2 separate regions of the Homo sapiens genome follow, and region 1 is linked to region 2. A link is a contact called in ENCODE Hi-C or POLR2A ChIA-PET data. All regions are on one chromosome and are shown on one strand. The core of a region is the stretch at or near the end of the contact, and the rest is flanking DNA. Distances in the headings are between cores, read along the strand shown.

Evidence for each region. A loop is a pair of places that touch in the nucleus more often than their neighbours do. ChIA-PET counts read pairs that join two places held with the same protein, here RNA polymerase II (POLR2A). Pooled maps may share reads with other maps.
Region 1: a loop to region 2 is called in a pooled map, with 5 times the contacts of the local background. The contact joins two enhancer-like sites. A Hi-C loop is called at or near these places in 1 of 37 single-sample maps with no recorded cell type and 2 of 50 pooled maps. POLR2A ChIA-PET finds 5 or more read pairs at or near these places in 2 of 52 experiments (GM10248 and activated CD4-positive, alpha-beta T cell).

What each region holds. Positions count from the first base shown.
Region 1 is chr17:8,939,616-8,945,645 of GRCh38, forward strand. The region is part of intron 1 of PIK3R5 (phosphoinositide-3-kinase regulatory subunit 5); the gene reads right to left. Among named protein-coding and RNA genes, the nearest start is that of PIK3R5, 23 kb to the right of the region's middle. RefSeq lists a silencer at 1-28 and enhancers at 649-718, 2,466-2,545. Within about 2 kb of position 1,621, at least 9 of the 41 ENCODE cell types and tissues checked have a DNase peak (open chromatin) inside an H3K27ac peak, as active enhancers do.
Region 2 is chr17:8,804,755-8,810,703 of GRCh38, forward strand. The region is part of intron 18 of PIK3R6 (phosphoinositide-3-kinase regulatory subunit 6); the gene reads right to left. Among named protein-coding and RNA genes, the nearest start is that of MFSD6L, 8.4 kb to the left of the region's middle. RefSeq lists enhancers at 2,097-2,236, 2,247-2,346, 2,357-2,636 and a silencer at 2,483-2,683. Within about 2 kb of position 2,262, at least 3 of the 41 ENCODE cell types and tissues checked have a DNase peak (open chromatin) inside an H3K27ac peak, as active enhancers do.

The DNA of each region.
Region 1 (6,030 bases), core at 371-2,870, 130 kb after region 2:
GTGACAAAGTCACAGGTGCTACTGATATGACTGTGGTTTTTGCCTACGTTCAAATGCGAACTTCAGTTACAGGTGAGTGAAAATAACGATGCCACGTGTTCTCCATCCAAGTTCACGGATGCCTGGCTGAGAATCTCTGCTCCCCAGAAGCTGTGCAGCCAAGAGGAATGGGAACGTGGCCCCTCCCTCTCCCAGGGACTGTCATTGCCTTTTGATATTCATGTATTCTGGAGTCCTGGTGTGAGAAGGGGTCACCTTCCTGCCCCAATGTCCTTCCCTACTCCAGAATTCCTCAAATCTGCGTATTTCTGGAAAGCTCCAAATAGAGTGTTTCAGTTCTCATGGTGGTCCCCATCTCAGCTTAGTCTTACACATCTCTCTCAGGACAGTTTAATTCCTTTTAAAAACAACCCCCAGAGAGCTGCGGGGAGTTTCTAATCTCTCATATCAGGCTTCTTGTATGACTTCACAAGGGCAGCCCCTAAGCCTGCTTCCCCTGGGAGATGGGGGCCTGGCTGAAGGTGTGGTGTCAGAGCCTCCTGCATTGATGAAAACCCAGGAGCAGAGCCCAGCAGGGAAGAGCCCCCAACCTGGGGCAAGCAGCTGGGCACGTGGGAGGCCCTGCCCTTCTCACCTCACTGGGGCCTGTTTAGGGAATGGAGAACCTCTCTGGACCTGTTTACTTGACCATAAAATGGGAGAGGAGTCTCTCCACCGTGGTACATTATGAAGTTCAGAGCTGCTGCAAGAAGGCTTAAGAACAATCCCAAAGCAACCACCGGCCATCCTCAAGAGCTCATCCCTGACAAGATGGGACCCAGGAAAACTCACGAAGGGACGCCAGCAAACAGCAGCCTTGTAACACTTTCCTGAAGATCCCATACACAAAACGACCACAGTTCCCAGCCTCCTGCCTGCTAAGGTTTTTTTGTTTGTTTGTTTTTTGTTTTTGTTTTTGTTTTTAGAGACAAAGTTTTGCTCTTGTTGCCCAGGCTGGAGTGCACTGGTGCAATCTCGGCTCTGCAACCTCCGCCTCCCAGGTTCAAGTGATTCTCCTGCCTCAGCCTTCCGAGTAGCTGGGATTACAGGCATGAGCCATCATGCCTGGCTAATTTTTGTATTTTTAGTAGAGACAGGGTTTCACCACGTTGGCCAGGCTGGTCTCAAACTCCTAACCTCAGGTGATCTGCCTGCCTCGTCCTCCCAAAGTGTTGGGATTACAGGTGCGAGCCACTGTGCCTGGCCCCTGCTGTGTTTTTGAGAGAGAGGCAGGGAGGAGCTGAGTTGGGACACAGCCAGAGTGTGGACCCAGACCTCCTCACCCCTTCCTCTTCTTTATTCAAGGCATCCCCGCTCCTCTCTCAGCCTCAGTGTTCCAGTGGGTAAAGAAATGAGGGCCCCTCCAGCTCCACTGTGACCCAGCAGGGAAGAACAACTTCTGATCACAGCCACAGCATCCCTGTGTGTCAGCAGCAGGACAATGGGAGCCACTCCAGCTGTCCCAGTTGCAGCAGGTCCTACTGTGCAGAGACCACTTTGCTTCCTGTCTAACCACCATGACTGAGGGGTGTAGCGGGATAGATATGGGGTTGGTGGGGAGGCAGAGAGTAGGGAGGCAGGTGCAGGGAGGCCAGGCTCCACAGAGGCACGTGGCCAAGGTGACTCACCAGCACATTTCCATGGTTCTCTGGATCTGGCCCCCTCCCCACGCAGTGATTCGGGTTGGGGGAAGAAGGCAGCAGAAGACAAGAAGGAGAAAGAAAAAAAGGGGATGTGCAGAGAGGGAAGAGTGACCAGAGACGGCTTGAAGGACTAAGTTGAACAGAATAATACCCTTAAAACACCCTGATTCTGAGACAGATGAAAGGAGTTCAAAAACAAAAACAAAAAAGTCAAAATGTACACCAGCAGCCCCAATGTTTCCTGTTTTTCTAACAAATCACCAATGATTTCCAAGAAAAGCAAGCTGTGCTGCGCTTGCCCCCAGGCACAGCCGCAGAATTTGCACATCTGGCCTGTGCTTCGAGAGCGGCCCACGCGGCACCGTGGCACAGGATGTGGCGGGGCAGGCGGCAGGGTCTGCAGGGCAATGATCCCGAGAGGAGTGTGGCCAGGAACCCTCTAGGGAACACCTGCCGTGGTTGTCCCTGCTGCTTGCGGCCTGTGGATATCAACCTGTCACCACCTGTCAGCCAGTTCATCCTACGGCCTCCCTCAATCCTGCCTGCTGCATTAATGCAGGCATCGAGATGCAGGCAGTAGGACAGGGGAAAACAGAAAGATCCCCCTATTTACTCAGAAGACCCTTCGGGAGGATTTACATGTATGGACTTTCCCATGACCATCTGAATTCTCTGAGAATTTCCCGTTAGATGGGCGTGGGGGCTTCAGGGAGGCTCAGGGGGCCGGGTTTCCTTGGAGACAGGGAGCTGACAGCTCAGGTAGAGGCGAGGTCACCCTGCCAGCTCCTCACAACGGGGCCCTCATCTCCCATCCCATCTCCAGCTTCTCTCCCTTCCATTGCAGAGGGTCTCACAGGGTCCTGGGGTCTTTCAAAAGCCCCTAGAGGGAAGGGCAGACCCTCGAGCTGGGGCTGAAATCAGTCTAGTGACCCCAGGACCTGTGCCCCTTCCTATCTTGGCCACCTCCCAGGAAACCACACCTGACCTCTGCCGGCCTGACCCCATCCAGAAATACACAGCTGCCCCTGGAGAGCCCCTCCCTGCCCCCACCCTGCAGCCTCTTCTCTGTTCCACCCATAGTCGGAGCCTCCTTGCAGCTCCTGCCCCCACTGCTGCCTCACCCATTCCTGCCACCTCACCCATGCCACAACCCCCCATCTGCAGGAGCTCTGCTCAGCCCCACCAACACCCTGACAGGGGCAGGTTCAAAAGACAGTCTGCAGGAGGGGGTGAGGTGTCTTGGGTGGGAGGAAGGAAGACAGAGGGAAGCTATGCAGCCTTCATCTCCTGTCAGCCTTATTCTTTTTCTTTCTTTCTTTCTTTTTTGAGACAGAGTCTCGCTCTGTCGCCCAGGCTGGAGTGCAGTGGTGCGATCTCTGCTCACTGCAAGCTCCGCCTCCCGGGTTCACGCCATTCTCCTGCCTCAGCCTCCTGAGTAGCTGGGACTACAGGCGTCCGCCACCACGCCCGGCTAATTTTTTGTATTTTTTAGTAGAGAAGGGGTTTCACCGTGTTAGCCAGGATGGTCTCGATCTCCTGACCTCATGATCCGCCCGCCTCGGCCTCCCAAAGTGCTGGGATTACAGGTGTGAACCACTGCACCCGGCCCTGTCAGCCTTATTCTTATTTGGCTGCTGCGCCAGCTGGACAAAGCAGATCACGTCATACACACACACACACACACACACACACTTTGCTAAAACATTTGAAAGTGAGTTGCAGGCTGTGGACATCATAGCACATCACTCCTAAACATCAGCTTGAACCTTTTTCTTTTTCTTTTTTTTTTCGTCAGGAGACAGGGTCTCGCTCTGTTGCACAGGCTGGAGTGCAGTGACACAATCACATCTCACTGCAACCTTGAACTCCCAGGCTCAAATAATCCTCCCACCTCAGCCTCCTGAGTAGCTGGGGCTACAGGTGTGCACTACAAAGCCTGGCTAATTTTTAATTTTGTTTGTTTGTTTGTTTTTGTAGAGATGGAGTCTCAATACGTTGTCCAGGCTGGTCTCAAACTCCTGGCCTCAAGCAATCCTCCTGCCTTGCCTTGGCCTCCCAAAGTGCTGAGATTATAGGTGTGAGCCACCATGCCTGGCCTTGATTGAATCATATTAAACATGAGAAGATATTAGCAATTTCGTGGGGTTCAATCTAATACTTGAGCACACATCTCTCAAGAAAAGAGACATTCTTGGCTGGGCGCGGTGGCTCATGCCTGTAATCCCAGCACTTTGGGAGGCCGAGGCGGATGCATCATCAGGTCAGGAGTTCGAGACCAGCCTGGCCAATATGGGTGAAACCCCGTCTCTACTAAAAAGTACAAAAATTAGCTGGGTGTGGTGGCGCGCACCTGCAGTCCCAGCTGTTCAGGAGGCTGAGGCAGGAGAATCGCTGGAACCCAGGAGGCAGAGGTTGCAGTGAGCCGAGATTGTGCCACTGCACTCCAGCCTGAGTGACAGAGCAAGACTCCATCTAAAAAAAGAAAAAATAAATAAAAGAAACATTCTCCAACCTTCCAACCTGACCACACCTGGCAAATTGACAATAATTCTGAAACATTGTCTGCTGTACCCTAGGGAATATACTCCTTTTTTTTTTTAACTTTTATTTTAGGTGCGGGGGTACATGTGCAGTTTTGTTATGGTAAACTCGTGTCACGGGGGTTTATTGGACAGATTACTTCGTCACCCAGGTACTAAGCTTAGTACCCAATAGTTATTTTTTTCTGATCTTCTCCCTCTTCCCACCCTCTGCTCTCAAGTAAGCCCCAGTGTCTGTTGGTCCTTTCTTTGTGTCCATGAGTTCTCATCATTTAGTTCCCACTTATAAGTGAGAGCATGTATTTTGTCTTCTGTTCCTGCATTAGTTTGCTAAGAATAACAGACATCCTGTTATTCTATTATGTTATCTATTATGCTGAGAATAATAGCTCCATCCACATTTCTGCAAAAGACATGATCTTGTTCTTTTTCATGGCTACATAATATTCCATGGTGTATATGTACCACATTTCCTTTATCCAGTCTACTGTTGATGGGCATTTAGGTTGATTCCATGTCTTTGCTGTGTGAATAGTGCTGCAATGAACATATGCATGCATGTGTCTTCATGCAGAATGATGCATTGTGGTGATTTCTCAAACAGGGAACATACTTGCTGAGCATCTGTTGTGTGCCCATCATCAGAAGCACATCCTCTGTAAAGGGAGCAAGATGAATTAATTTATGAATAAAGCTCCTTCAGGCACTAGCATTCCATGATTTTATTCTGGAATGATGAGGTTGTGTTTTTCCTTCCCTGGGGAATGAAGAGTGGGAACATACCCTCTGGTGAAATGGGAACATGGGACCACTCCTATATCCATCTTTACTCTCCAGACCTGTCTTCAGGCTTCAAAGGCACCTGGCTAGGGCAGGAACACGGGTGATCCTAACGGAAGTACCAGGACACGGAGCTGGAGAGTTCCTCAGCCTTCTCAAGTGCAATTCTTGGGACCCTCCTATATCTAGCCATCCTGGAACTTTGTGATAGTGGCACACAGGTAACTATATCCAGGGACCTACACCTAGGCACTGAGACATGTGACTGGGGAAAAATGGCCTACACTTACGCCCTAATGTGTTAGTTCCGCAATTTCCTGCTGAGGTTAGCAGATGAACGTCCAGCAAGTCCACAGCAAATGAATACACTTGAGAAAGTCAGGGTGTGGAAGAGGTTCTTCCTCTCCAGGAAGATGCTGGTGCTTGGGGGTCCAGGAAGCCCTGCTGTGGAGCAGCCCAGAGACCTGGCAAAGCTTTCTCATTGTTTCAGCTGTGGCAGGCTTCTAGCCAAACCCTGGCTCGGCCCCTCACCCCACTTCGAAGAGGGGATCTACATCCTCCCCAGCTGCAGGAACACTCACTCCCTGGCAGGCCCTGGCTTCCTATACACTCAAGAGGCACAGCTAAGGCCTAGGAGTTGTGCCAGGAAACCAGCCACTGGGGTGGGTCATTTGATTGACACTAGCTCCAAGAGATTCTTCCCTTACAATCAGTAGGTCTGCCTCCCACCCCAGCCACACACACACACACTCACACCCTTCAGGGAATGAGAAACTGGTCCCAGGGCTGTATTCCCTCCACCTGGCAGCCCCTTGGCTACTCCTTCATAAGCGAGGCTTCACTGGTGACCCAGAGAGAGCCTGGGACAGGACTGCTAGCAGCAGTGGGAAGAGGAAGGCTGGGCATCACAGCAACCACCTTGCACTGGGAGTTTCTGCTAGACAGGAGGCAAAGCAGACATCTCAAATCCACCGTAGTCCAGAAACAACACAAAATGAGAACTCCTCCCCAGAAAAATAGAAAGTACT
Region 2 (5,949 bases), core at 1,012-3,511:
AGCTTTCAGAGGTTGTGGTTCATCCCACACACAGACTTTGGGTAATTTACAACCACAGAACCCTGGAGTTGCCAGAGGCCTCAGAGACCATCTCATTCAAGTGTTCTTAACCCTGGCTGCCCATAAGAATCAATTTTCAAAAACATAATGTTGGAGATTCTGATTCAAGTGGCATAGAATTGAGCCCAGGTACGGGCATTTTTTAAAAAGCTCCTGAGTGTAGGCAGGGCTGAGAACAGCCACTGAGTTGTTCAGTGTCATCTAGCAGAGGCACGAGCAGCAGCCTGAACTAGGAGTTCACACGTGTCCAGGCATTTCAGCTGAACTTTTAGGGGATGGGGGTAGGCCAGCCAGAAGTCTGTGGACAGGCCATGGAGGATCCACTGGGAGGAGGGTAAGAGCATAGTCTCTAAGCCAGGCTGCCCAGGCTCTAATCCCGGTTCTGCCACTTACTAGCTGTGTGACCTTAAGCATGTTTCTTAATCTCTCTGTGCTACCTTTTAGGATTGTTGTGAAGATTACATGAGATAGTATATATTAAGTGCTTGGAACAGAGCCCAAGACACTGTTAAGAACTCTTATTAATTATAATTTTCCAAGAAGGAGCCAAGCATGACTCATGGACTCAGCAATGAAGTCCCAGGTGTCAGAGGGGAAGGGGAACCTACTGTGGGTTCTTTCTCTTCTTGGTTTGTCCCCTAGGCCAAGCCCCCACCTATCACCCCGCTATGCATAGACTCCTGTGCGTCTGAATGGGTGAGCTGTGAGTAAAGACAGATTTAACAAAACCTCTGTAAGACGGGGCAACTCCATGACAGAGGGTAACACTCAGGGGAGAGGGGGCTTCTCCCCTGGTGCCAACAGAACCTGTGGCACCTTGGCCGGGCGCGGTGGCTCATGCCTATAATCGTAGCACTTTGGGAGGCCAAGGTGGGCAGATCCCCTGAGGTCAGGAGTTCGAGATCAGCCTGGCCAACATGGTGAAACCCCATCTCTACCAAAAATACAAAAAAATTAGCCAGGCGTAGTGGCGGGCATCTGTAGTCCCAGCTACCTGAGAGGCTGAGGCAGGAGGATCGCTTGAACCCAGGAGGCAGAGATTGCAGTGAGCTGAGATTGCACCACTGCACTCCAGCCCGGGCAACAGAATGAGACTCTGTCTCAAAAAAAAAAAAGAAAAAGAGCCTGTGGCACCTTTAGTGCTCTGTGCTCTGGAGCTGTCAGGCACAGTGGGAAGGTTGTGGTCAGGGGGGCAGGCAGTGGAACCTAGTAGGCACTGACTGGACAGCTAATGGAATGATTGTTGATACTGGAATGTCACTTGTGACCCTCCAAAAATACCTGGAGAGACTGCAGGGGGCTGAAGTCCTGCATGAGCTGGGGGAGGGTGGGCGAAAGCCAGGTACGTTCTATTTGCCATAATGAATGGAATTGCACCTGAACTGATTGCACCTGGTGAGAGAGATGCATGGTTTCCATAGGTTAGGTGACTGGGGATCGAATGTGACCCACTGAAGCCTGCACAGTGGTAGCCATGGGGCCAGCTCTCTGACTCTCAACTTGGTGTTCCTTCTTTAGCATCAGGCTGCTCTAGGTGTCTCTGGCAGGATTTGGGCCTCCACGCCCTGCCCATGGACCTAGCCCCACCTTCTAGGTAATCACACACAGTCTCTGGGCCTCCTCCCACCTGCCTGCGGTGTGGGCAGATGCCTTTCATTTCCCTTTGTGGTCTGCACACCTAGACACACTCTACCTGCTTGGCTTTGGCCCATAAGGAGCACAAGAGTCTTAGATTTTAGTCTATAAATGAAGCCATGGGAGCCAGTGGAAAGGGCCAGATGCAGAATTTGCAAAGGATCCCACTCTCTGTAAGACTAAGGAATGGGCAAAGTGCTGCTAATTGTCTCCTGTTCTCTGTTGGTGGCCTAACAACATACCCCAAAGCCCCAGTTCTTCTGTTTCTGCTTTATTTCCCACTTCTGTTCTATTTCAAACTTCCAATCCAGCTAAGGTCATATCTGACCCTTAAACTTACTGAGCTAGCCACAGGCCCTTGCCCCCATGCCATTCTTCAAGCTGTCTCTGCCTTCTTACTCCAGCTCACCATGAGCTTCCCCTCAGTGGTTATCATCCAGTCCATGTGGACAAAACATGTATGTGGACCTGCCTGGTTCTGAGAGGAAAGCACAGCTACTGGAATTTTCCCCTAGCAAGTCCCTGTAGGGATAAAAGGGAACTTGCTGAAGTGATAAGTTTAGACTTTCAAAAAGCCCCTGACCAGGTTGTTTAAAGAGGTCATTAAAAACAGAAACCACTTTAAGGAACTTTGAAAGAGGAAATGCAACAGAAGGGTAAATAGGTCCACTTTGGAGCCTAAAACTTCAATATGGGGTTGCCCTATACGAAGACAGATTTCAGCTCAAGGCAGACCTCTCAGCCAATCAGAACTCTCCTACAGTGGATAGGCTGCCTCAGAAAGCGTCAGCTTCCAGTTCCGGCTTGAGATCTAGGATGAGGTGGAAGGTGGATTAGATGACTCAACAAACATCCGGTGAGGCCCTGCTGCAGGCCAGACACCACACCAGCTAAGATGAGGATCCTGAGTCTAGGGAGTTTGCAGGCCATTGACATACAAAGATCATGCCATTTATAGTGTCACAAATGTTTCCATAGCTGTGTCCCCAGGGTCCTATGGGAGCACAGAGGTGGTACACTTAGCTCACCTAGGTGAGGGGAGGAGGGTGGAGGATGTGGAAGGAAGGGGGAAAAGCATTAGGAAAGGCCTCCTGAGGGAGATGACACCTGAGTCTCAACTTGTAGGATGAGTAGAAATTATAAAAAGAAGGTGGGCAGGTGGAAGGGAGGAATGAGGTTTCAGGTCAGGCAACTAGCGTGAGCAAAGGCACAGGGATGTGACTTCAGGAACACTTCCCAACACATGGTGGGAAGAGCCTCCAGGGAGTGCCCAAAGCTGCAGATGGAGAAGAAGGGGAGTGAAGCTATGCAACACTGAAGAGTTTTTCTGCCCCTGGAGAATGGGAGAAGATGGAGGAGTTTTAAGTACGGAATAACATGGGCAGGAAGGTGGACTTAAGGAGGATCAGAGTATTGCCGGGGAGACCAGCTGGAAGGAGATAGATGAAGGTCAGACTTGGGGTGACCAACTTGCTTGATTTGCCTGGGACTTTCCTGGTGTTAGCACTTAAAGTCCCAAGTCCAAGAAACCCCTTTAGTCCCAGGCAAACAGGGACAGTTGGCCAACCAAGCTGGACCAGAATAGAGAGGACAAAGAAGGGAGAGATTTGAGAAGTGTTCCATCGGGACAAAGGAAAGTGAGGAAGAGGAGGCACCAGGGATGACTCCTGGGTTTCCGGCAGAGGTGATTGGTTAATGATGGTACCATTAAACGAGACAGGAGATATAAGAAGGAGATGAAATAAAAATGACTGCTAACACATACATAATGTTTACTTTAGCCAAGCACTCTTCTAAGAGCTTCGCATGCCACAATCAATCCTCATAACTGGATGAGGTAGGTAATGTTATTATAGCTGTCCCTCCATATCTGCATATGTGGAACCTGCACATACAAAAGGCCAACAGTAAGAGACTTTAGCATCCATGGATTTTTGTATCCTTGGGGGTCCCGGAAATAATCCCCATGGATACTGAGGAATGACTGCCTCCCCTTTTTATAAAATGATACTGAGTCACAGAGATATTAACTTGCTTAACATCATATAACTGGTAAATGGCAGAGGCAAGATCTGAATCCAGACAATCTGGCTCTAGAGAGCTCTTAACTATTAGAAAGTACTGGCTTTGATTTTTAATATCTTGAGTTTGTGGTATTGTGGGACATCCAGATCATGCTAACTTAGTTCAATGCAGGAGTCAAAAACTCAGGTATGAATGTCAGGGCAGAAGACACAGATTTGGGAGGACTTAACAAATGGAACTAAATCCTTGTGAGTTTGATAGTCCAGGAAATGAAAAAAGAAGTGAGCCATGGATAGAAATTGAGGACAGTAGCTACTTAAGGATCTAGGAAAAGGAGTTCAGGGAATGAGGCCAACAAGTAATAGTCAGGCATGTAGAAGAAAGTCTATAAGAAAGTGTTGTCTCTGAATTTATAGATTTTAGGGTATTTAAAGACTCAGAGTACAGGGCTTCAGCTCTAGTGATGGAATTCCATTCAAAATTGACCAAAGGAATATAAAACTGGGGAAAACATTTATGACAGTGCTAGAAGCCAGCTTCATTGGAGTATTAACATATAAACATAACTTCAAATATACATATTTTGTCTAATTGCCTAAAAGGAGAATCCCATCAGACTAACAGCAGGCTTCTCACCCAAAACCTTGCAAGCCAGAAGAGACTGGGGTTCTATTTTCAGTCTTCTTAAAGAAAAAAAGATGCCAAGAATTTTGTATCCTGCTAAACTAAATTAATAAATGAAAGAGAAATAAAGTATTTACCAGACAAGCAAACACTAAGGAAATTTGTCACTACTAGACAGGTCCTACAAGAAATGCTCAAAGGATTTCTAAACATGGAAAGAAAAGGGTGATACTCATTGTCATAAAAACACAAGAAAGTATAAAACATGTAGGTCTTATAAAACAATTACACAAGACTGCAAAGCAACTAGGTAATAATTATGACAGGAACAAAACCTCACATATCAATACTAACCTTAAATGTAAGGGACTAAATGCTCCACTTAAAAGATATAGGCTCAGCTGGGCACAGTGGCTCATGCCTGTAATCCCAGCACTTTGGGATGCTTGAGTTCCAGGCATTAAAGTAGGAGGATCACTTGAGTCCAGGAATTTGAGACTAGCCTGGGCAACGTAGTGAAACCTCTTCTCTACAAAAAATTAAAAAATTAGCTGGGCATAGTGGCTTGCACCTGTGGTCTCAGCTACTCAGGAGGTTGAAGTAGGGGGATCAATAAGATATGGGCTGGTGGAATGGATAAGAAAAACAGGATCCAACTGTATGCTGCATACAAGAAATCTGCCTAACTGTTAAAGACATTTACACTCTAAGGGGTGGAAAAAGATATTTCACACAAATCAAACCAAAAACAAGTAGGAGTAGCTATACTTATATCAGATAAAACAGAGTTTAAATCAACAGTAAAAAAAGACAAGGTCATCTATAATGATAAAGGGATCAATTCAACAAGAAGACATAACAATTCTAAATAAATATGCACCCAACACTGGAGCACCCAGATTCCTAAATACTACTAGATCAAAGAGATAGCCACTGTATTAATCCATTTTCACACTGCTGATAAAGACATACCTGAGACTGGGAAATTTACAAAAGAAAGAGGTTTAATGGACTTACAGTTCCACATGGCTGGGGAGGCCTCACAATCATGGAAGAAGGCAAAGGAGGAGCAAAGTCACGTCTAACATGGATGGCAGCAGGCAAAAAGAGAGCTTGTGCAGGGAAACTCCTTCTTATATCACCATCAGATGTCATGAGACTTACCCACTATCACGAGAACAGCATGGGAAAGACCTGTCCCCATGATTCAATTACCTCCCACCAGGCCCCTCCCACAACATGTGGGAATGCAAGATCAGATTTGGGTAGGGACACAGCCAAACCACATCATTCCACTGCTGGCGCCTCCCAAATCTCATGTCCTCACATTTCAAAACCAATCATGCCTTCCCAACAGTCCCCTGTCTTAACTCATTTCAGCATTTACTGAAAAGTCCACAGTCCAAAGTCCAAAGTCTTATTTGAGACAAGGCAAGTCCCTTCTGCTTATGAGCCTGTAAAATCAAAAGCAAGTTAGTTACTTCCTAGATACAACAGGGGTACAGGCATTGAGTGAAAACAGCCATTCCAAATGGAAGAAGTTGGCCAAAACAAAGGGGCTACAGGCCCCATGCAAGTCTGAAGTCCAGAAGGGGAGTCAAATCT